2 separate regions of the Homo sapiens genome follow, and region 1 is linked to region 2. Evidence: read pairs that join two places in POLR2A ChIA-PET (ENCODE). Cell type or tissue: PC-9. All regions are shown on one strand. Each heading gives the region's core, and the rest is flanking DNA. Links, peaks and the distances in the headings are about the cores only. Region 1 overlaps LOC101928277 (a long non-coding RNA gene). Region 2 overlaps MYB (MYB proto-oncogene, transcription factor).

The links. ChIA-PET counts read pairs that join two places held together with the same protein. Peaks named below come from ENCODE experiments on the same cell type or tissue, not always from the same donor. Only the 100,000 strongest peaks of a DNase experiment are listed, where the experiment ranks them.
Region 1: POLR2A ChIA-PET joins it to region 2 with 7 read pairs; 3 of 35 experiments call an interaction of 5 or more read pairs at or near these places.

The regions. Positions count from the first base shown.
Region 1 is chr6:134,808,557-134,819,753 of GRCh38, forward strand. All of the region lies in intron 2 of LOC101928277 (a long non-coding RNA gene), which reads right to left. Among named protein-coding and RNA genes, the nearest start is that of ALDH8A1, 140 kb to the right of the region's middle. In PC-9, for the core only: no CTCF peak of the experiment used is centred there; DNase peaks (open chromatin) are centred at 4,775 and 5,715; H3K27ac peaks cover 1,732 bases.
Region 2 is chr6:135,189,096-135,200,292 of GRCh38, forward strand. MYB (MYB proto-oncogene, transcription factor) reads left to right here. Exons shown (of 16, transcript NM_001130173.2): 4 at 696-788; 5 at 1,032-1,252; 6 at 3,229-3,463; 7 at 4,743-4,823; 8 at 5,261-5,365; 9 at 6,653-6,907; 10 at 7,866-8,228; 11 at 9,813-9,955; 12 at 10,990-11,104; 13 at 11,195-11,197. LOC105378011 (a long non-coding RNA gene) reads right to left here. Exons shown (of 3, transcript XR_001744368.2): 3 at 6,800-6,905. Among named protein-coding and RNA genes, the nearest start is that of MYB, 13 kb to the left of the region's middle. RefSeq lists a silencer at 2,696-2,990. In PC-9, for the core only: no CTCF peak of the experiment used is centred there; no DNase peak of the experiment used is centred there.

The sequences.
Region 1 (11,197 bases), core at 3,546-8,545, 380 kb before region 2:
TCTCTTAGAATTTCAGATTGGGCATCCTAAAGTGTGCCTGAACTGATTTGGAAAGAGAATAATAGATTCAGGAATTAAAAAGTTGATGGCTCTGTCAAGACCCAACCAATTGCAAAATAAACTTTGCATTTCTCTTGTTTTCCACTATTTTCTTTCCAACTTTGAAAAGTCTTGGTACACCAGTGGCATTGTTGGAGGGTAAGTAACATGAACATTCTAAGGAGGAAAAGACCAAAGCCCAGCCATTCATTAATAGTGACTTGTTAAAAGCTAGATGCTGGCTGGGCACAGTGGCTCATGCCTGTAATCCCAGCACTTTGGGAGGCCGAGGTGGGCGGATCACCAGGTCAGGAGATCGAGACCATCCTGCCTAACACAGTGAAACCCCGTCTCTACTAAAAATACAAAAAAAAAAAAAAAATTAGCTGGGCATGGTGGAACACGCCTGTAGTCCCAGCTACTCAGGAGGCTGAGGCAGGAGAATCACTTGAACCTGGGAAGCAGAGGTTGCAGTGAGCCGAGATCATGTCACTGCACTCCAGCCTGGGCAACAAAGCGAGACTCTGTCTCAAAAAAAAAAAAAAAAAAAAGCTAGATGCTTACTTAAACCATTCCACGGGTATGCTATGGGGACCGCCGCTGGACCCTGCTCAAAGTTTAATGCTTAACCACATGATGGTCCAGTGCTTTCAGTTCTGACCTGCCCTGCAGCATGTACCCAAGCCTCTTATAAGTTAATGGGTCATTCATCACACTGGATTTTTCTTAGCTCACTCACCTCTTTAGAATTCAGGATTTCCTGCCAACATTTTCACTTTTCCATAAAATTAATATAGCACTATTAGGACCGGGTGTACTCTGAAAATATCCAGCATTCAAAATTCCTCATTTAAACTTTTCAATCCAAGATTTTATCCTTTTGGATTAGTACATTGTGGGTAGTTCTATTAGTCAATTTTAACTGTTTCCCACTACGTGACTCAAAATAAATCAAAGTGTTAGATGAGTCAGGGAAAAAATGATCTTTTAATGAAGACTTGTTTAGTTCCAGTGACTTTTCATAAACTATCCAATTTAATTCTCTCAACAGCCCTGCGAGGTAGGCATTATTGTCTTCACTTTACAGATAATGAAAGTGAGTAACAGAGAAGTTACTTGCCCCAATTGACATTTATTATATGAATATATAAGCATTATACACCATATATCACATCAGGATTCAAATCCAGAAACACCCAAACTGAAACTTTCCCACTAAAATGGATATTGCCTTTCTAAAACCAATTGATGATGCCATTATTGAAACCACTCATCAATATTTTTTCGTGTCGTGTGAGTAATCTAATTAAGTAGACATTACTGACAGTGCTCACTCTTAAGAAATTGTCCAAGACCAGTAATTCCAAACCTGGCTAATCACCAGAATGATCGGAAAACACTTAAAAAGAGATTTCCTAGGCTCTATTTCAAACCTGCTCAATCAGAATCTCTGGGGTTGGGCCCAGGAGTCTTTATAAATACAGAGCTCCCAAGGCAATTTTCATAATCAACCACTTAGGTAACCATTGACACTTCTGAAAATAGTGATGAAAAATCGACACTACCAATGCAGTATATTTTTTCAGTGTATTGTGACATCCTTTATTTCATTTCCACTTGATATACACCTGCTGCTGGGCAGAATGTGGGGTAGATATTTTTTATCCTCCTTAGATGAAAGTAGAAACCAAGTTCAATGGGGAAAGGAAACTTGAAATGTCCTCTTTCACCTTCTTAAGTGAAAATGAACTACCTAGGGAAAAACAAACTGGGTTTAGATATACAGCACTGAGAATGTAAATGTCACTTGTTAAAATTTCCCTCCGTCACTTGTTAGATTTCCCTCCCTCCTCTTCTTTCTCTGGGAGAACTGGATGGACACTGTTAGGGACTGAATTGTATCCCCACAAAATTCATGTGTTGACATCCTTGCCTCCAGTATCTCAAAATGTGACCTTATTTGGAAGTAGGGTTGTTGCAGATGTACTTAGTTACCATGAGATCATACTGGAATAGGGTGGGCCCCTAACTAAATATGACTGGTGTTCTTATAAAAAGAGGCGATTCAGACACAGATACACACAGGGAGAACACCATGTGAAGATGAAGACAGAGATGGGGTGGATCTCTGTCTACAAGTCAATTAATGCCAAGATTACTAGCAAACCACCAGAAACTAGGGGAGAGACATGGAAAAGATCCTTCCTCACAGCCCTCAGAAGGAACCAAACCTGCCGACACCATGAGCTCAGACTTCTAACCTCCAGAAATGAGAGATAATATATTTCCATTCTTTAAACAACCCAGCTCATGGTACTTTGTTACACCAACCCCAGAAAATTGATACAGATAGGAAACACCTCCCCATAGATGATCAGATTACTAGTTACCATTTATGTTAGAGGAAAAAAAATCAACAAATAAGTTCATTTATCAACAGGTTTCTGAAAGGCAATTGTGATAGTCATAGGTCTTAGGAGTTGCAAGCAGCTCTACAGTAAATTAACTCAGAGAAACAGCTTGCTCAATGCAAATTTTTTTTTGGTGTTCTGGAGAAAGAAATACTAGCAAAAGAAAGAGAAACATGGAAAAGAATCCTCACACATCCTACCCTTAGCTTTTTTCTACCTACTGTTTAGTATAAATACATCATTTGTATGTCTCCAATTGTAATCAAGGGAGTTGTATAATATAAAAAACCAGAATCAAAACTTTATTCCACCTACTCCAATGTTATGTCCTGGAATTCCCAGGCATCTGAGATGAGGGTGCTTCCTATTTGTTCCCATCTCCTAATCTGAGGTATAGAAGTAGCTGCGTCTCAACTATATGGTAAACATCGTATGATGGATCCCAAAGTCACAGAGATGTTTCCAAAAGAACGTTGCCTAGAGATGCAAATTATTTAATTAGCAAATTGACCCTAACATGTCTTGGTCTTTCAAACAAAAATACTTCTGGGTAAGAGCATGAGGGATTTGTGAGGCATTTGCCAAGTCTGTCTCTCAGATAGCTCTGTATGGCCTCCTTGCAAACACATGCCCACTGTTTTGCTTGACAAGTTCTTTGGACTGATTTCTCTCCAAATAATAAGCATACTTTCCAATGTTTAATAAAAGGCTTTGTAAAGCCAACATTTTATGCATATTTTGATCATTGACATTATATAACCTGTTTTGGGGACACATCTCATGGGTGATTTTTATGATGGAATGATAAGCTATGTGACCAACAAAAAATACCTGCAGGCCAGGCATGGTGGTTGGCGCCTGTAATCCCACACTTTGGGTGGTCAACGCGAGAGGATTGCTTGAGCCCAGCCTAGGCAACATGACAAGACCCCATCTCTACAGAAAAATCTAAAAATTAGCCAGTTGTGTTGGCGTTTGCCTGTGGTCCCAGCTACTCAGGAGGCTGAATCAGGAGGATTGCTTAAGCCTGGGAAGTCGAGACTGCAGTGAGCTATGTTCACACCACGACATTCCAGTCTGGGCAACACAGTGGGTCCCTGTCTCAAAAACAAAAACAACAACAACAACAACAAATCTTCAAGTACACAAAGATTATGTCAACATATACATGTGTATCTTCTCTCAGTTTGATATATAATAGCCAAGCTATATTTTAAAAGAACCTAACATGTATTTCTAAATCAAAAACACAGTCCATGCAATTCAGTGTTTGGTCTCAAATGGTTGTACTGGAGAAGGTTGTATTGGAGCCTGAGAGCTTGGCTTGAAGTCTGAAGTTATCTCCATTACACTACACTATGGTTAAGTTTGTCTCTACCCAAACTCATGTTGAAATTGGATCCCCAATGTGGCAAGTTGGGAGGTGGGGCCTAGTAGGAAGTGTTTGGATCAAGGGGGCAGATCCCTCACGAATGGCTTGGTGCTGTTCTTTTGGTAGCCAGTGAGTTCTCAGTCTCACAAGACTGGATTAGTTCTCATGGGGATGTTCCTGCAAGAGAGGGTTGTTATAAAGCCAGGATGCCCCTCTGGTTCTGCCTTTCCACTGGTATCTGCTTCTCCTTTGACCTCCCACCATGTTATGATGAAGCACAAAAGCCTTCACCAGAAGCCCAGCAGATGCCAGCACCAGGCTTCTTGAATTTCCTAGCCTGCAGAAACACGAACCAAATAATCCTTTTTTTGTTGTTGTTGTTGTTGAGACGGAGTCTTGCTCTGTTGCCCAGGCTGGAGTGCAGTGGCGTGATCTTGGCTCACTGCAAGCTCCGCCTCCTGGGTTCACGCCATTCTTCTGCCTCAGCCTCCCGAGTAGCTGGGACTACAGGTACCCAACACCATGCCCGGCTAATTTTTTGTATTTTTAGTAGAGACGGGGTTTCACCGTGTTAGCCAGGATGGTCTCGATCTCCTGACCTCGTGATCCACCTGCTTTGGCCTCCCAAAGTGCTGGGATTACAGGCTTGAGCCACTGCACCCAGCCCTCTTTTCTTTACAAAATACCCGGGTTTGAGTACTCTGTTATAGCAACACTAAATGGACTAAGACATACAACTGGAACCCAAAGTGCATTGATAGTATTTCATGCTTGACACTTACTTGTTTAATAACAGCTCAACCCTAAATTAGGAGAACATGAAGAGGAAAAAGCCAGAGAAATAATTTGGAATTATGCCACAGATTTAACACACAGTTCACTGAACATAGTAAAACTTTCCCATGGAGGAACATAGGCCATGTGTATACAAGTGCAGTTAAATCAAACAGAATTACATTTTTTGGTCCTGGTTGATCCACTGCTGCTTATCTACAAAGCCACAGGATGGCAATAGAGAAATTCCTGTTGTGTAACTATTGTCCAAATGGTTTTATGGAAAAAAAAATGTGGCCAAATGTTTTGGTTCTAGTCCAATTTGCCTGTGATCTGGGCACATTTATGCATTAGGATAGCCCGTATTCATGATGGCTGCAAGTACGTACACCTTTCACTACCTGACTCTATCTTTTTAGCCTCAGCTCCCACACTACTATAACTCTTCCCCCCTTCCAGACTAGGACCTTTTAAAAAAAATAAAAATTGAAGCAAATAATCACTGGATACCTACTATGCACTAGAAGCTGTCCTATGTCCTAGAGTTATAAGAGGGATGGAAACAGATCACTTCTCCATAGAACTTACATTCTAATGAAGGAACACTGTTACTAGACAAGTAAAGGCATAGTGTGTATGGCAGGGATGACCTTCTGTGCACCAAATTTCCAGAGTGGAGTTGTCCCTGGCAGGCAGTAGCCCAGACAGGGACTGCATTTTCCAGCTTCCACTGCAACCAGTTGTGTCCATATGACAAATTCTTACCAATGCAATGTGAGTAGAAGTGATATGTGTCACTTACAGGACAGGCTTTTTTAAGAGCTTGATGTGCCTCCTCCACTTACTATTCTTTCCTTGGTTTCTGCTAGACACAGAGGACTCTGAAGCCCTGAAGGCAGAGCCTCAAGATGGAAGGATCTGAGTGTCTGAATCCCAGGGGAAGGAAAACCAACCCCAATTAGGAACATTAGCATTTAAAATACATACAATGTATTCAACTGCAGAAATGTTGGAGCTGATGTTTACAGGTTCTACCACTAACCTAACTAATATAGTATGTCACATAGCCATAGGCACTATGGAGAAAAATAACACATAGATGAGTAATGACAAATCTGATGGGTGGGGAGAGCTGCTAATCTAAACAAAGTGGTCAAAGAAGACCTCACTGATCCAATGACATGAGCAGAGACTGGAAGGAAGTGAGGAAGCAGGCCAAGTGAAAACTGTTGGGTAAAACTTTGCAGAAAGAAGGAACAGTGAACCTGTGGGTCCTGAGAAGGAAACATGCCTGCTATGTCTAAGGAACATCAAAGAGGCCAGGACGCCTGGAGTGCAGTGAACAATGAGATGGCTTATAGGAGATGAGGTCAGAGAGCAAACAGGTGTCTCATCTCCCAGTGCCTTCTAGGCCATCGTAAGATCTCTGGATGTTATTCTGAATGAGATGGAATGTTGGTGGGGGATTTTGAGCAGAAGAATGACAACATATTCCTATTTACCTTATAAGAAGATTACTGTTGATAGGCTGGGCGCGGTGGCTCACGCCTGTAATCCCAGCATTTTGGGAGGCCGATGGGGGCAGATCACGAGGTCAACAGATCGAGACCATCCTGGCCAACATGGTGAAACCCTGTCTCTACTAAAAATGCAAAAAAAAAATTAGCCGGGCGTGGTGGCATGTGCCTGTAGTCCCAGCTACCTGGGAGGGCTGTGGCAGAAGAATCACTTGAACCCAGGAAGTGGAGGTTGCAGTGAGCTGAGATCGCTCCACTGCACTCCAGCCCGGAGACAGAGTGAGACTCTGTCTCAAAAAAAAAAAAAAAAAAAAAAAAGATTACTGTTGATATTGAGTTGAGACTATGCTGTGCAGGGGTGGAGATGCAAGAGTGGAAGTAGTTAAGAAGCTGATATAATAATCCAGGAAGCGGAACTAGTGGCTTGGACTAGGGTGTTGGCAATAGAGATGACAAAAATGGTCAGATTTGGGGCATTTATTGAGTATGAAGATGACAGGGTTTGGTGATGGATTAGATGTGAGGGTGGGAAAATGTGAAGAACAGGCTTGAAGGTAAATGATAAGCAGTTCTAAGTTTGAGGTACCTTTCAGAGATCCAAATGGAAACATCAGGTAGACAGATTTTTGAGCCTAGAGTTCAGTGAAGAGATCCAGGCTAGAAAAGAAAGCAGGGAAAAGGAAGTAATCAGTGTATTATGATATTTAAATCTATGAGACTAGGTAAGATCATCTAAGAAATAAATACACATACAGAAAGGACAGGTCCAGGGACTAAGCCCTGAGACCCTCTGTTATCATTTGGAGGCTGGTGAGAAGAGGATAGAGCAAAGGAGACTGAGGAAGAGGAGCCCATGAAAAAGAAGAAACATTCGGAGAATTTTGGTCTCCGACGGAAATAAAGAAAGTGTTTCAAGGAAGGAGAATGATCAATTATATCGAATATTGTTAATAGGTAAGTAAAATGAAGATTGGATTTCCTGTGGGATTTAACAACATACAGGTCTTGGTTAGTGAAAAGAAAAATTTCAGGGAAGTGATTGGGGAAGTAACTGATTAGAATAGGTTTAAGAAAGAATGGAAATAAGCTCAACTAAAACTGACAACGACACATCTTTAGTGAAGTTTTGCTATAACTGGGAGTAAGGTAACAAGGATGTCTCTAGGTATGTGGGGTCAAGAGAGAGTTGATTTTTTTTTTAAGATAGGAGATATTGCAATATATTTCAGGTTGATGGAAATAATTTCATAGAGGGGGAAATTAATGATGGAGGAAAGGACCAGAAAAAGACTACTGGAGCCATGTCCTTGAAGAGGGGAAAGACAATATGCACAGGTAAAGAAGATGGTTTTTGATAGGAGCAGGGAGAGCTCATGCGTAGCAGTGGGAGGGAACGTAGAGTCTATGGGCTCAGATGCAGGCTTGTGGAAAGATGCAGTGTGAGACAGTGTGGAGTCTCTTGCGGCTGCTTCTATTTTCTCATTGACCTCAGAGGCTAAGCTGTCATCTGAGAGTGAGGGTGCCGATCTTGGTGTTTTGAGGAGAGAGTAGAAAGTGTAGAATGGTTTAGGAGCATGGGGAAATGAATGGACTAGGAAAGTGTTGTAGGATGGCCTGGCTGCCCTGAGAGCTCCCTTGCATCTAGTGGTCCCAAATAAGACCAGAGCACATGGATATGTCCCCTTGTCCAACCAAAGGCAGCTGCTCAAGCATAAGGCAGAGTAGACAGGCTGCAGCAAATCAGAGTTGAGGGTTATTGAGTCTTTAAGATAAAGTTAGAGACGGGTGAGGACATTGAGGGTCTTTACCAGAAAATGATGTTAATGATGACTCATGGGATTTAATTTGGGCAACTAAGGTTACAAAGGAAGTGAGACACAGTGAGAGGCTGGAGGGTTTGAGGAATTCCTGGCCCTGATATGATAAAATAATTATTCAAGTCAAGGTACTAGAGGCCATAATCTGGAAGCATGTGATCTGGGCTGGAGGGTGGGTGGACTGGCAGTGAGGCAGCCACATCAGATGACTGACCATTCCCTGAAGCTCAAGGCATTTCAAACTTACTTTGAAATTTACTCTTGCTATTCCTTTCATTGGGATAATTTTGAATCTCTTTTTTGGTTCTTACTCATTCCTCAAGGCCTAGGTCAGATGATACCTCCTCAGGCAGCCTCCCCTGATCCTCCAAATCAAAATTAATTGCCTTCTCTACTGTGCTCACATAATGTGTCTTACTCACTTTTAATATGAAGCTCATCACACTGTATCATCATCTGTTTACTAGTCCTGCTCTCCACAGCTCACGATTTTGAAGAGGACAAGAGAACATTCCGCTCACCTCCTGGCACATTCCCAGTGCATGGCCAAGAGGCTGGCTCACAGCTGACTCATCACCACCCCCTCCCCAGGGGCTGTAGCCTCTACTGCCCTCCTTTAATCCATTTTCCAGACTGCAGTGAAAGTGATTTCCTGAAAAGTATAAATTAGATCATGTTATCCCTCTGCGTTGAACCCTTAATAGACTTTCCAATTGCTCTTCCGATGAAGACCAAATTCTTTCCATGGGATACGTTGCCCTGCAGGATTCGGCTTGCATTTGCCTCTCTGGCTTCACTGCGCACCAGTCTCCCTCCGCGCCTTCCTCTCCAGCTACCCTAGCCTCCTAGGACTTCCAAAGTGCAGTGTTTTCCCTGAAACCAGGTCTTGTCGAGTGTCCTCCCTGCAATCAGAGTCTTCTCAAGTGCATTTCCCTCAGTCTGGTGCTCTTCTTCCTCTTCAGATAGCAAATCAGATACCACCTCCTCAGGGATGCTTTCACTGAGCCCCACGCTGGGTGCAGACGCCTTATTACACACGCGTGAAGGACCCTAACCTTTGTCACACCGCTTAGTAGCACGCATAATTACATGGATCACATGTGTGGTTGTTTAGATTCATGCTTGCTCCCATGCTAGTCTGGGAGCCCCGTGAGGACAATGACCACAGGGCTTTTGGTCTTTACTGAATTCCCAGCACCCAACGCAGTGCCTGACTCATGAAAGCACTTCATAAATATTTCCTCACTGAACGTATTAAATTAATAAATAGACGGGTCTAATGTTTTACTTAATATTCATAAAATATAACAAATTTGGTTCCCCAAGTACTTATAGTTCCTGTACCAAAATAGAATGCAATCAAATCCATCACACATCACACTCACACACACACACCAGGTTTAATGAGTTTTCACACAAGTCTTTAAAAAATATAACCAGACATGTCACACTGTGATTTGTAACTTACAAGCTAGGCCTAATTATTAAAATGAAGATGACGTCTATGTGGCTAAACCAAGTGCCATCCCCACGTGAATGTGAGTTATCAGGAAACCTAGTTGCTCCACATATTTCAGAGCACACCTCAGGGCCCGAATCAATGCTCATTTGGCTGGGTGCGGTGGCTCATGCCTGAAATCCCAGTACTTTGGGAGGCCGAGGCAGGCAGATCACCTGAGGTCAGGATGTCGAGACCAGCCTGGCCAATATGGTGAAACCTCGTCTCTACTAAAAAGACAAAGATTAGCTGGGCATAGTGGCAGGCGCCTGTAATCCTAGCTACTTGGGAGGCTGAGGCAGGAGAATCGCTTGAGCCCAGGATGTAGGGGTTGCAGTAAGCTGAGATCACATCATTGCAGCACTCCAGCCTGGGCGACAGAGCGAGACTCCGTCCCCAGAAAAAAAAAAAAAAATGCCCATTAGAGTTCCTCAACATAAAAGATGGCCAATATAATCAAAGGCAAGTCTATGTTTTGGGAGTGGATTCAATGAACAGTCATTCCCTAAGCCTGTCCCATAAAGTGGAAAGTGGGCTCTACTTGTCACTTTCCATATCTTAACAGAATTTTCCAGACTATAAACACTAGCATGGTAAGAAAAAATATATCGTCTCATTAGGGAAAATACCCATTTGCTCACTTTCTCTCTCCTATATACCAGAAGTGTAAATAATAGGCATATATAAGTGTGCAAAATAGGCAAAATAATAGTCATATATAACAATATATTTATATTTCAATTTTTAGTTGTTTTTTAATCAAGAAATGCAATAAGAATACAGAAATCCCATAAATTGTTTTCCCATTTAAAAATAATTCTGGCCAGGTGCAGTGGCTCACATCTGTAATCCCAGCACTTTGGGAGGCTGAAGCGGGTGGATCACGAGGTCAGGAGTTCAAGACCAGCCTGGCCAAGATGGTGAAACCCCGTCTCTACTAAAAATGCAAAAAATTAGCCAGGCATGGCGGCACACGCCTGTAATCCCAGCTACTCAGGAGGCTGAGGCAGAGATTTGCTTGAACTCGGGAGGCAGAGGTTGCAGTGAGCCGAGATCGCACCACTGTACTCCAGCCTGGGCGACAGAGTGAGACTCCATCTCAAAAAAAAAAAAAAAAAAAAAAAAAAAAAAAAATCCTACCAACTACTTTGAAGAAATGTTTTAACTTTCATAATAGAAATTGTTAAACAAAAGTAAAGATAGCCTAATGAACCTCCTTCACCTGCCACCAGGCTTCAGTAATTGTCAACATTCTGCCAGTATTCTTTTCTCAGAAGAAATTTAAGAAGGGTGGAACCACAGGTCAAATTCAAGGAGTTGCTCAGCAGAGTTGCCCAAGACAATCTCCCCCCTCATTTTTCTTCATCTCCTCCACCAGCCCTTCTCTGACCCAACCAGGGATCAACTGCTTTTTGTGAACCAGATGAACTGTGCTTTGAACCATCACCATGGCAAATAGAAGAGGGTTTCTCATAACCCTGGTTAGGACATCTCCAAAGTCATGTTACTCTCTAGCACAAGACTCGTATCAGAAGCATCTTGGGATGACTCTGACATAAATATATTCAAGATCAATTTTAGAAATTGACGTACTACTCTGAGTCTGATACAGACATCCCTGTGACTCATAATTTCTTTTTTTGCCCAGGCTGCTTTATCAATACATGGAAAATGTAGTTCAGTCGCAGCTGCTAAAATTTACAAATATACTTCTATTTTGTGATGCTGTGTTTGAACTGATGTTGGTAATGTTACTGTTTTTATGTTCA
Region 2 (11,197 bases), core at 3,875-8,874:
GTCACCAATTAAAGTTCTGTCCATCCTTCAAAGTCCTTATGAAGAGCTCTTCAAGACTCCTCCCAAGGAAACCATTTCTCCTCCTAAGAAGATGCTTCTCTCCTCACTTCAGTATCATTTTGCTTTGGTCTTTTCTTCCAAGTGAATCAAATTCAGCATCTGTGATAGTCAGTCATCTACTTGTCTTTTCCTTCTTATAAGTTTACAAACTCCTGTAACATAGGACCTATCTTTTATGCATCTTTTTTCTTTCTGCAATATAAATACTTTGGTCCTGGATTGAAGCACATCTCTTGTCTGAATGGGAAGCAAACTTTAGTCTTTTAGGGTGGTTTCCATGAAAGCCTGACAACATAGAATCTCTATCAAGCCTCAGGCTATGTAGATACTCTGCAAAAGTATCTGAGGTTAAGGTTAACTTGGCAGGCACATGTGTAGTATGATGGTCCTTTAGATCATGTGGCAGGAATGTTTCCCTCAGGAGGCAGAGTGTCTAATTTTAGATGCAACTTTGATATATTACTTGCATGTTCTGTAGCCTGTAAGTAATGAGGGATAGATGGGCTCTAAACATGCTCTAAAATGTTCTTAAATATTTTCACTGCATATGGTCTATGTGTGATTCCTATTACAACAAAAAATTCACGTGCTTATCACATCATATCTTTATGGTGGTGCATACTTTATTTGTCTAGAATCGAACAGATGTGCAGTGCCAGCACCGATGGCAGAAAGTACTAAACCCTGAGCTCATCAAGGGTCCTTGGACCAAAGAAGAAGATCAGAGAGTAAGTTCTTTCTTCATTGGTGTGTGACTCATAATTAAGAATATTCCCAAAATGCTAATATTTTCCTATTTGAGGAAGCAGGTAAAATGGGCAAACAGGAAGTAGAGGACTCTATTCCCATATTTCCAGTGAATGAAAGCAAATTTTGGAAATTTTCTAAAGATCTTGTAACACTGAAGAATGATTATACTGACTCATTACATAACTTTAAAACATAGGTTATTTTTGTGTGTTTATCTGAAGGTGATAGAGCTTGTACAGAAATACGGTCCGAAACGTTGGTCTGTTATTGCCAAGCACTTAAAGGGGAGAATTGGAAAACAATGTAGGGAGAGGTGGCATAACCACTTGAATCCAGAAGTTAAGAAAACCTCCTGGACAGAAGAGGAAGACAGAATTATTTACCAGGCACACAAGAGACTGGGGAACAGATGGGCAGAAATCGCAAAGCTACTGCCTGGACGGTAATAATATGTCAAAAAATATATTGATCGGGAAGAATGAGGGAGTGGGTATTGAACATTCTGCTTTAAATGTATGGTGAGTAAATTATATTTCATCAGTCGTAAGTGTTTTATTAGATAAACCAGCTACATAGCTTTTAGAGATTGAAGACATCTTAGAGTTTATTTGGTTGAGAACTTCCAGGATCCACCTGACAGTGAGCCCTGGGTGAAGACATTTAGCTTTCCCCAGCCTCAATTTCCCCATTTCCAAAATGAATCATACAGGGCCAGTGTTAGGATCAAGTAAAATGAATGTCAAAGGACTTGGTAAACTATAAAACTCTAAATGCATAGAAAGAAACTGAAGACAGTTTGTCTCTGGCAGTTCACGTAGCTGGTTAAGTTACTCAAAGGAACTCAGCTACCATTTTCCTGATAACCATCATTCATTTCTTTTATTTTTTTTAATTATTATTTTTTAGAGACAGAGGCTTGTTCTGTCACACATGAGTGACAGAGTGCAGTGGCATGATCATAGCTCAATACATCCTTGAACTCCTGGGCTCAAGGGATCCTCCCACCTCAGCTTCTTGAGTAGCTAGGACTACAGGTGCACCCCACTACACCCAGCTGATTTTAAAATATTTTTTGTAGAGATGGAATCCTGCTATGTTACCCAGGCTGGTATCAAACTCCTGGCCTCAAACAATCCTTTCACCTCCCAAAGTGCTGGGATTATAGGCATGGGCCACCATACCTGGCCACCAGTATTCATTTCATTATACCACTTTGCTTAATTTTTTACTTCATTGATTAAAGAAATAATGTATTTCTTGAATTCTCATACTACTTCCAGGTTTTTAAATAATGTCAGGGTAATAATGCTTTCTTTTTAATGAACAAGGCAAGAAAATGACCTCATTATGAGGGATAACTATGGAAGCTCATTTTGTCCCATTTTTCCCACTTAAGTAGTATATAACAGATTTTGTTCCTTTGGAAAGCAATACTTTTAATGATAAATCTTGCATTAAAATGATGTAGATCAAAAATATTAAAAATAGTTTTATTCTTGAGCTTCATAATCCAGGAGAAAGTTTATATAGTATTCTCTAGTGATGCTCCAAAGCATTTGCACCCTTGTGGTTCAGTATAAACTTAGAAATTTTAAGAGGTTGGTAAAAAAAGGCCTTTCCTCCCATATGGCCTGAGAGGATACACTGCTGATTCTTCTCAAAATTAACAGGGCTATTGAACTTCCTCTTTCTTTAGCATACATTCCCCCACCCCCATTGAAATAGAAAAAGGGAGACTTAAACGGTTTTTTTGAATTGAGAAACTGTTTTCCTGAGAATGGAAAGACTTTAGTAAAAATGCGTTGCCTTTTGAAAATATACTGGGGGTTAGGATCTTTCCCTTTGGGATCCCATTTTCCACTCTCGTCTCTGTCTGATTCAGAAAACAATTGGGGTGGCTTTCAAAGAGTAGGAGGTTTTTTGGTCTCAGAAGTTCTCACTAGTGCTTTGAGAGATAAAGAGTGAAGTATTCTTCATCAGCAGCATCTTATCATCCACCAGACTTCACCATGTCCCTCTCGTGGTGTGTAGGCCCTGCTGTGCCACATTCAAAGGAGTAATTTCCCCAAGGCAGCTGGAACTTTACATTGTGTTGGAGTCTTGTACCGCGACCGGTCAGAATAAACATGAAGCGTTATCGTATTGAAAATACTCCTTTACCAAGGAAATGGAATGGTTAAAAGATACTGATATTTCTAGAAAACGACATGCATTCCAGATTGTGTAACTAAGAGAAATCTAACTAGGCAATAGAGAAAGCCTGATCTCAGAGGGTGGAGAAGAAGGAAACAATTAAAAAGAGAAAACAACTAATAGGCCCAAGGGAAAGGTCTCTGTTAGAAACAGTTTTCTGTCAATTCACTTTAATCTGAATTGAAATTTTTGTTTGTGAAATTTGTGTGATATATTTCTGTGCAGAACTGATAATGCTATCAAGAACCACTGGAATTCTACAATGCGTCGGAAGGTCGAACAGGAAGGTTATCTGCAGGAGTCTTCAAAAGCCAGCCAGCCAGCAGTGGCCACAAGCTTCCAGAAGAACAGTCATTTGATGGGTTTTGCTCAGGCTCCGCCTACAGCTCAACTCCCTGCCACTGGCCAGCCCACTGTTAACAACGACTATTCCTATTACCACATTTCTGAAGCACAAAATGTAAGCCATTCCTGTGAATCTAGTTTAATGAGAGAGACGGTTAGTTTAGCTCCAGGTAATAATCATACTTTGCAGTTGTATACTTTTCAGAGAACTTTCCTGAGCATGATCATGGCCAGTCTTCACCTATGCCCTTTGAAGTAGATAGGGTGTAGGTATGGTGTGTTACCCCTGGTTTATGTCTCCAGAAACGAGGATGGTAAGCGCTTTGCCCAGGGTGACACAGCTCATAGAGATAGTGCTGACTAGAAAACGAGCTGTCCGATTCTAAATTGCTGCTTCAAATCTAATTTGAAGGCAACCTTTGAATGTAAATTTACTTAAGGTACTATTGAAGAATAGGGGAATGGAGTCGCATTTGTAGATGTAATGTTTTTCTCTTCCAAAACGAAAAGGGAAGGTAGTATTATGTTTAAAGAGGAGAGAGTTTGACACTGAAATTCAGTGGTTATGGTATGTTTCATTCTGGCAGTGATCAGGCAGACATGTCTTAATTTATTCACTCAGTAAGTGTTTACCTTCTTACTCTGAGTCAGGAGCAGAACTTTGTGACATTCATTTTCTGATGTCTCCTTTTAGTCTCCGTTGGATCAGTGTGATCCCTTCCTTATTTCTAGATATTTATATTTAGGGAAAGTGATAATCCATAATAGGTGGAAAAAGAAGAAGAAAGAGGAAAAAAATCGAGAAACTTTAATCTTAAGAATAACAATATTAAATGATAAAACTTACCCAAGAATAGAGAGCTCATATGCAAATTATATGCAAAACATGTTCATAAATAGTTTTTATTCTTCTCTGTCCATGGATTTGACTACAAACTTTACAGAAAGGTCTCAGATGAATAAATTATCATAAGAATTCCTGTGCTTTTTATTAAAACTCAAAATTATTCCAAGAAAAATATTTTTATTTACAAACAGCTGGTGCCATCAATTTTTCCCATAGAAACAATTTTGAAACATTCATTAATGTATTTTATAATATATTTTTTATTGTTTTTTTCATTGTGTTTTTCTCTAATTAAGGAACACTTCCCAAAATTTAAAGTGCTCATCAACACCTCCCAAGGATTTTTCACCATGTTCCTTTAGCTGTTTAGCCATTTTAAAGGCCTGGCTAAATTTCACATTAAAAGGTTTTAAAAATTTGTTTAGTGTATTTTATCAGTAAAGTGTTTTTTTTCTCTCAGTCCCAGAACGAAACCTCAGGAAGCCAAGTCCCCTGAAGCATATGTAGCCCTGAATGACGTGGCCTTTGTTTTGTCTTTTGCATCTAGGTCTCCAGTCATGTTCCATACCCTGTAGCGTTACATGTAAATATAGTCAATGTCCCTCAGCCAGCTGCCGCAGCCATTCAGGTAAGATCATTGATCATTCACTGTTCAAAGCACCACTTTTAAGAAATGCTTATTTCTTTCATCTAAACACATATTTTTACCTGAGCAACTAAAGTAAAAAGGAAAGGGAACATGGAGAGGAGAGCAGAGTCTTGGCCAGCAATCTATTAATCTTGTCTTCTAGAATGAGTTTGCTCTGGAATTTTCTGATTCTTTGATGTTGCAAGGTGAAATAACTCATCAGTCAGCATCCACTCTAGCCTGAGATTTCACATCACTCCCTTAAGTCTGAAATAACATTCACAAAGATTTCTGCAGGAGCCAAATTTGGTTGGTGGTGTTGTCACAGTGAGGCTCTTTGGGCTGTGCGGCACCTCATGACCATATTGGCTACACCCATTGTATTTGCAGCTTCCAATCAGACCTTTGTCTTTATTTCCCTTACTTTGTAATTTCAGAGACACTATAATGATGAAGACCCTGAGAAGGAAAAGCGAATAAAGGAATTAGAATTGCTCCTAATGTCAACCGAGAATGAGCTAAAAGGACAGCAGGTGCTACCAGTAAGACTGTCATCATGTGCTTGAATGAGGGGATAGCAGCTTTGCCTCAGTTTACCTAAGCGCTCTTCTCTTCTAAATATTACACTTAGCAAGGCTCCATATATCCATTCAGAATGTCTCAACACAAGAAGTTGCTTGTAGTAAAATGTAGTTGGTATCAGATTATATGCTGATTAAATTGGAAGCAGTCTTTTTGTAATTGCAATAAAAATGCAATATCCACTTATGATTGTTATCATCAATTTTTTTCTTCAGAAGGACTATAATCAGTTTAAAGACTAGCAAAGATAAAATGAATGAAAATCTGCATTTTCTACAGAGCTATGTATCTATATGGTACCATTTTGGTTTTTTTCTATTATTTTGTTAACCTATATTTTCATATTTTATAATTTCAGACATGATTTGATGCATGTTCAGTATATACATGTAAAAGGTTATATATAAAACCTCTTCATAAATAACATTAGCTGCTCTCTTTTATTTGCATGTGTGAAAGTTATGTGGGCCATTACTGAATTCTGACATCTTTAGCGACTGGGCAGCCAACTGGGATGGCTCCTTGTGCTTTGCAACATACATAGTTAACCAACAAAGACAATAAAAGAGAAGTGATGCCCAGTAGGTATTCCTAGGGGTAAATTTATTTTTTGTTAAATAATAAGATGTTTATGTGCACATGCTAGTTCGACCACTTTTTAACTTTAGTTAATGTTTTGCAATTTCTCCTGTTGTGTGGTCATACTGTAAGGAGACTTCTGTTAATTTGCTCTTCTGCTTTCCTAACCACGTTGATTTGGCAGTGCTTCACTGCATCAGTGCAATCTGTAGCATTAGAAAGGGATAGAAGCAACAAGAATATGTGTAGATCAAAGCAACTCTAACTCCTGAGTCCTCTAGCTTTTTTGTGGTTAGAATGCAAATAGGACAGTTCTTCAGTTCTTCACTCACAGCAAGCATTTATGGACCTTTGGCAAATTATATTAAAGTGGAATTTTAAGACAATATGATAATTATACTTCGAAATATAGACCTATGATTTGACATTTTTACAAAATGATAACAAGGTAATCATATAGGTACAACCTCTAGCACTATTAAAAACAGGGTCTTGCATTGATAAAAGGAAACATCTTGACAACTGTTTCATAGGCGTAAGTTTGGGATGATGCAACTACTCTTATCTTTCCTCCAACAGCATCTGATACCTTGTGCAACTTCATTGCTAAGTTCCTTCTCCCTTTCTTCTGTCCTCTCTTTATTTCTACACCCTTCCCCCTTCCTTAGACACAGAACCACACATGCAGCTACCCCGGGTGGCACAGCACCACCATTGCCGACCACACCAGACCTCATGGAGACAGTGCACCTGTTTCCTGTTTGGGAGAACACCACTCCACTCCATCTCTGCCAGCGGATCCTGGCTCCCTACCTGAAGAAAGCGCCTCGCCAGCAAGGTGCATGATCGTCCACCAGGGCACCATTCTGGATAATGTTAAGAACCTCTTAGAATTTGCAGAAACACTCCAATTTATAGATTCTGTAAGTAGAATTGTGAAGGGAAGTTAACGATTCTGGAAGATAAATTAGAAAACCCATTTCTTAAATCATTGCCATTTTCTATAGCCAAGCTGTTATTAGCATATATTAATGTAAAGGTAGAAGTATGATTTTCATCTTCATGAATATGTTTTTTCAAAGATCTGATTTCATAGCCTACCGAGAGAGACAAAAGTATTTATAAATACTTACAAAATAGGACTTTTGAAGGAAGAGTTTTTTTTCACATTTTCACACTTTTCCTTCAAAAGTCATATTTTTAAAAATAGTCAGATTGATGACTTATAAAGCAGAGCTTGGATTATGGGAACGGAATGGTGTTTGAGTTACTTTTAACTTTTTTTTTTCTTTGCTTACTTCATGGTGCTTCTCTAGAATTTTGTCTTGCTTTTGAACAGCACATTAATGATTTGGCTTACTCAGAGCTGAAAGCAATCTTTTAGTGTATTTGAAGTAATAATCAGCTCCTTGGTCATACCTGGCTCTTTCCACAAAATGGTGATTATTGATTACTGGTCCCATTGCTTCACTGAGATGAATCATCTTTCGTGAAACAAATTTGTATTCAGCACCTCCTCAGCGAACACTTGGTTCCTTTCCCAGTTGATTAAAAATCATTTATTGCACACTCATTGGTTAGGAGATGACCATTGCCGTAATATGCCATCTAGAAAAGGTCTTCATTTTGCTTTCCATTGCATGCAGATGTAGAGTGTCGGGAGGTCCCTGCAGCACATCAGAGGGCCAGCCTTGAGGCAGCCCACTAGACCCTGCTCTACTGCAGTATAATAGAGCAACTGCTCATCTTGAAGCTGTTGCTCAAGAAGCCAAACCAACGGGCCTAGTGTTTGCTTTGCGTTGAGCATCTCTCTCTCAGTGCTGTTTCAGGTGATGATGGCACACACTATCTCAAAGTTCTGTGCCTCCCACATTGTTTCAGGATTCTTCATCATGGTGTGATCTCAGCAGTTTTGAATTCTTTGAAGAAGCAGATTTTTCACCTAGCCAACATCACACAGGCAAAGCCCTACAGCTTCAGCAAAGAGAGGGCAATGGGACTAAACCTGCAGGAGAACCTAGCCCAAGGGTGAACAAACGTATGTTGAGTGAGAGTTCACTTGACCCACCCAAGGTCTTACCTCCTGCAAGGCACAGCACAATTCCACTGGTCATCCTTCGAAAAAAACGGGGCCAGGCCAGCCCCTTAGCCACTGGAGACTGTAGCTCCTTCATATTTGCTGACGTCAGCAGTTCAACTCCCAAGCGTTCCCCTGTCAAAAGCCTACCCTTCTCTCCCTCGCAGGTAGAACACAATTTCTGCACAGCTGTTACTCATTTTCAACAGACACCTGAGCCTTAATAATCTAGAAACTAATACTTCGGAACAAATGACTAATTACTGCTGCCTTTGCTGATTTCATTCTGTCGTTGAATCTAGCTGTTGCTAAGTTATACTGCCTCCCAAAGTTTAGGCTGTCTGCAGGCTAACTGTTGATTTTGGCATCATTCTCTCTCTTTTACTTTTGGGTGGTTTTGAAAGATAGTTGCATGAAACGTACTTTTATTTCCTTCAACACTAGAGTTTAACATTTCTGTCCCTTTCTTTTTCTCCCATCTGATCCCTCCCTTTAAAATTGTTAACATCATTTCTTCCTCGTTGTTCATTTATTCTTATGCGATTCACTGACCCAGGGGAGGAGGGAACCAAATTGTGTTTATATAACATTTGGGTTGCAACTAGAAAATTTAAAGCTAGAAAATTTAAAGGTTCCAATTCATCTTTAAATGGAAGAGTTTGGGAAGAGGATGAGAAACAAATGCTTAAGGAAAAGAACATATTTTTAATTTCAGTTTCTCAACATTGGCTCTTTTGAGTTGTGCCATACTATTTTACTAGTGCAGTTTTTGCCAAGGAATATTTTTATTTCATACAGCTTTTTTAAGGCATGAAAATCACAATTCTTATCAGAGATTTGTGTTCCTAAATTATTTAAATAATTAAATTAATAGATAATTTGGCACTTTAAAACATTTTTCCAATTGTATCTGTTGAATTTGTTTTAAGAACAGATTTAGGTATGATATAGGTATATACATTTGGGAAACACTGAATCAAACAAAGTTACAAGTAGGTTTCTTAGCTGGGCATAGTGGCATGGGCCTGTAGTCCTAGCTACTGGGGAAGCTAAGGCAAGAGGATTGCTTAAGCACAGGAGTTCAAGTTCAGCCTGGTGAACATAGCGAGATCCCATTTCTTTAAAAACTTTCTTTTTTTTAACTGCAGGCCTTCTCAGAGTTATTAATATGCCGTTGTGCCTTGTGAATTTCCAGGAGGAGATTATGATATGTTGTGTTTCCCAAATTTATTTTACCTTGGAATTGTTTAAGGAACACCTAGTTTTTTCCCAGAACTTTAGTGTTCTGAGAGACACAGTTTATTATTCAAGAATTTTCCATATAATGTAAACCTTCTGTAATACTAATTTTGGTTCATAGATTATTAAAGAGAAAAAACAAAGTATGAAAGGAAACTATTAATTATTAACTATTATTTTCCCCAAAATCACTAAAGCCTTTTAAATGTTAATAAAGAACACATCTCATTCTCTTTAATGACAAGTGTCATTTATTGAGAGTATTTTCTCACAGTTTTGCAAGTTTTTCAGCAATGACCCTAAATTTTATTTCTTGGAAACCACACCCAAATCCTGGGTGCTCAATTGAAATAAAACAATACCCTAGTCAATATAACATGCTTGTTAGCATCTTTATTATTTAATATAGTGGGTCAGGAAAACATTCTTGTTATCTAGGTGTGATTTTTAAATTGGGGAGAATAAAGAATTACCATCTAATCTAAGTATTTTTTCTTTCTCTCCATATTTAGTTCTTAAACACTTCCAGTAACCATGAAAACTCAGACTTGGAAATGCCTTCTTTAACTTCCACCCCCCTCATTGGTCACAAATTGACTGTTACAACACCATTTCATAGAGACCAGACTGTGAAAACTCAAAAGGAAAATACTGTGTAAGTCTTTGGTTCAGGAATAAAATGATTTATCTTATTTACTTATATTTAATTAATGGAATATAGTTCCCAGATGTCTGATCCACTTGTATGTGCATAATTTTACTGACCATTTATATATAATCATGTCTATTCCCACATTGAATATATCTGTCCTGGGCATATTACAACTACCTACAGGTAGAAGATGGGAAGATAAACTAGATTCCTTTTGTAACTTACTCCAAAATTTCCTATATATGCACAAGTAGTTTTCATAAAACTTTTCCATTCGGTTTGTTTGTTCCCTCCATAAGGCCTTCTTATGAAAGCCAGATTTTCAACCTCCTTTCCTCTCTAATTGTAAGCTTCAGAATAAGAACGAGTATGGTTTCTTACCTAGTTTGTATTTTTATTTAATTTTATTTGTTTATTATTTATTTATTTTTAGTTTGTATTTTTTAATCTTATTTTTTCTTTTTGAATTTATGTGTAGATAGGACCTCTTCTGACATCCCCAGGAATATTATATGATTAGAAGCCAAGGGATGAGTAAGCAGTCATTTTTATTCAATAAAGCCTTAATCAATTCAGAGAAATGGTAGAGAAAGTGTGAATTATCAGAAACCTTGAAAAGAAATGCACTGTTATTTCGAAGTACAAAAAGTAAATTTTAAAAGTTTAACATGTTTTGTAGTATGGGCTCTGTTTTCATGAATAGGGAAACCTGATTTGTAAATGACATCAGGTCTTCTTGATGCTCATAGTCTTATACAGATCATAGGCACTACATGTGTCTTCAGAGCCATTAAGGAAAGATGTTAAATCATTTAATGCTTTTAGTCTTCGAGGTATAATATTTTGAAATATTTGAAAATATGTGATATGCATATTCTCTTTTTCTTAACGAATAACGTGATTAATCAGCACACCCCAATTCCATATCCGGAACAGAGTTTATTGTATTCAGTGGAAAAATGTTAAATGTAACAGGTAAAGCCATGTAGGGACATTTATTCTTTTGTATTGAGCCACTGCTTGTTTTCTTTTTAAAGTTTTAGAACCCCAGCTATCAAAAGGTCAATCTTAGAAAGCTCTCCAAGAACTCCTACACCATTCAAACATGCACTTGCAGCTCAAGAAATTAAATACGGTCCCCTGAAGATGCTAGTAAGTTCTAGAAAAGTTTTTGGATTTCATTGGTTTATTAGTCCCATTAGGAGTTCTCTCTGATGCAAAAATACCCACTCTTCCGTTTAGCCT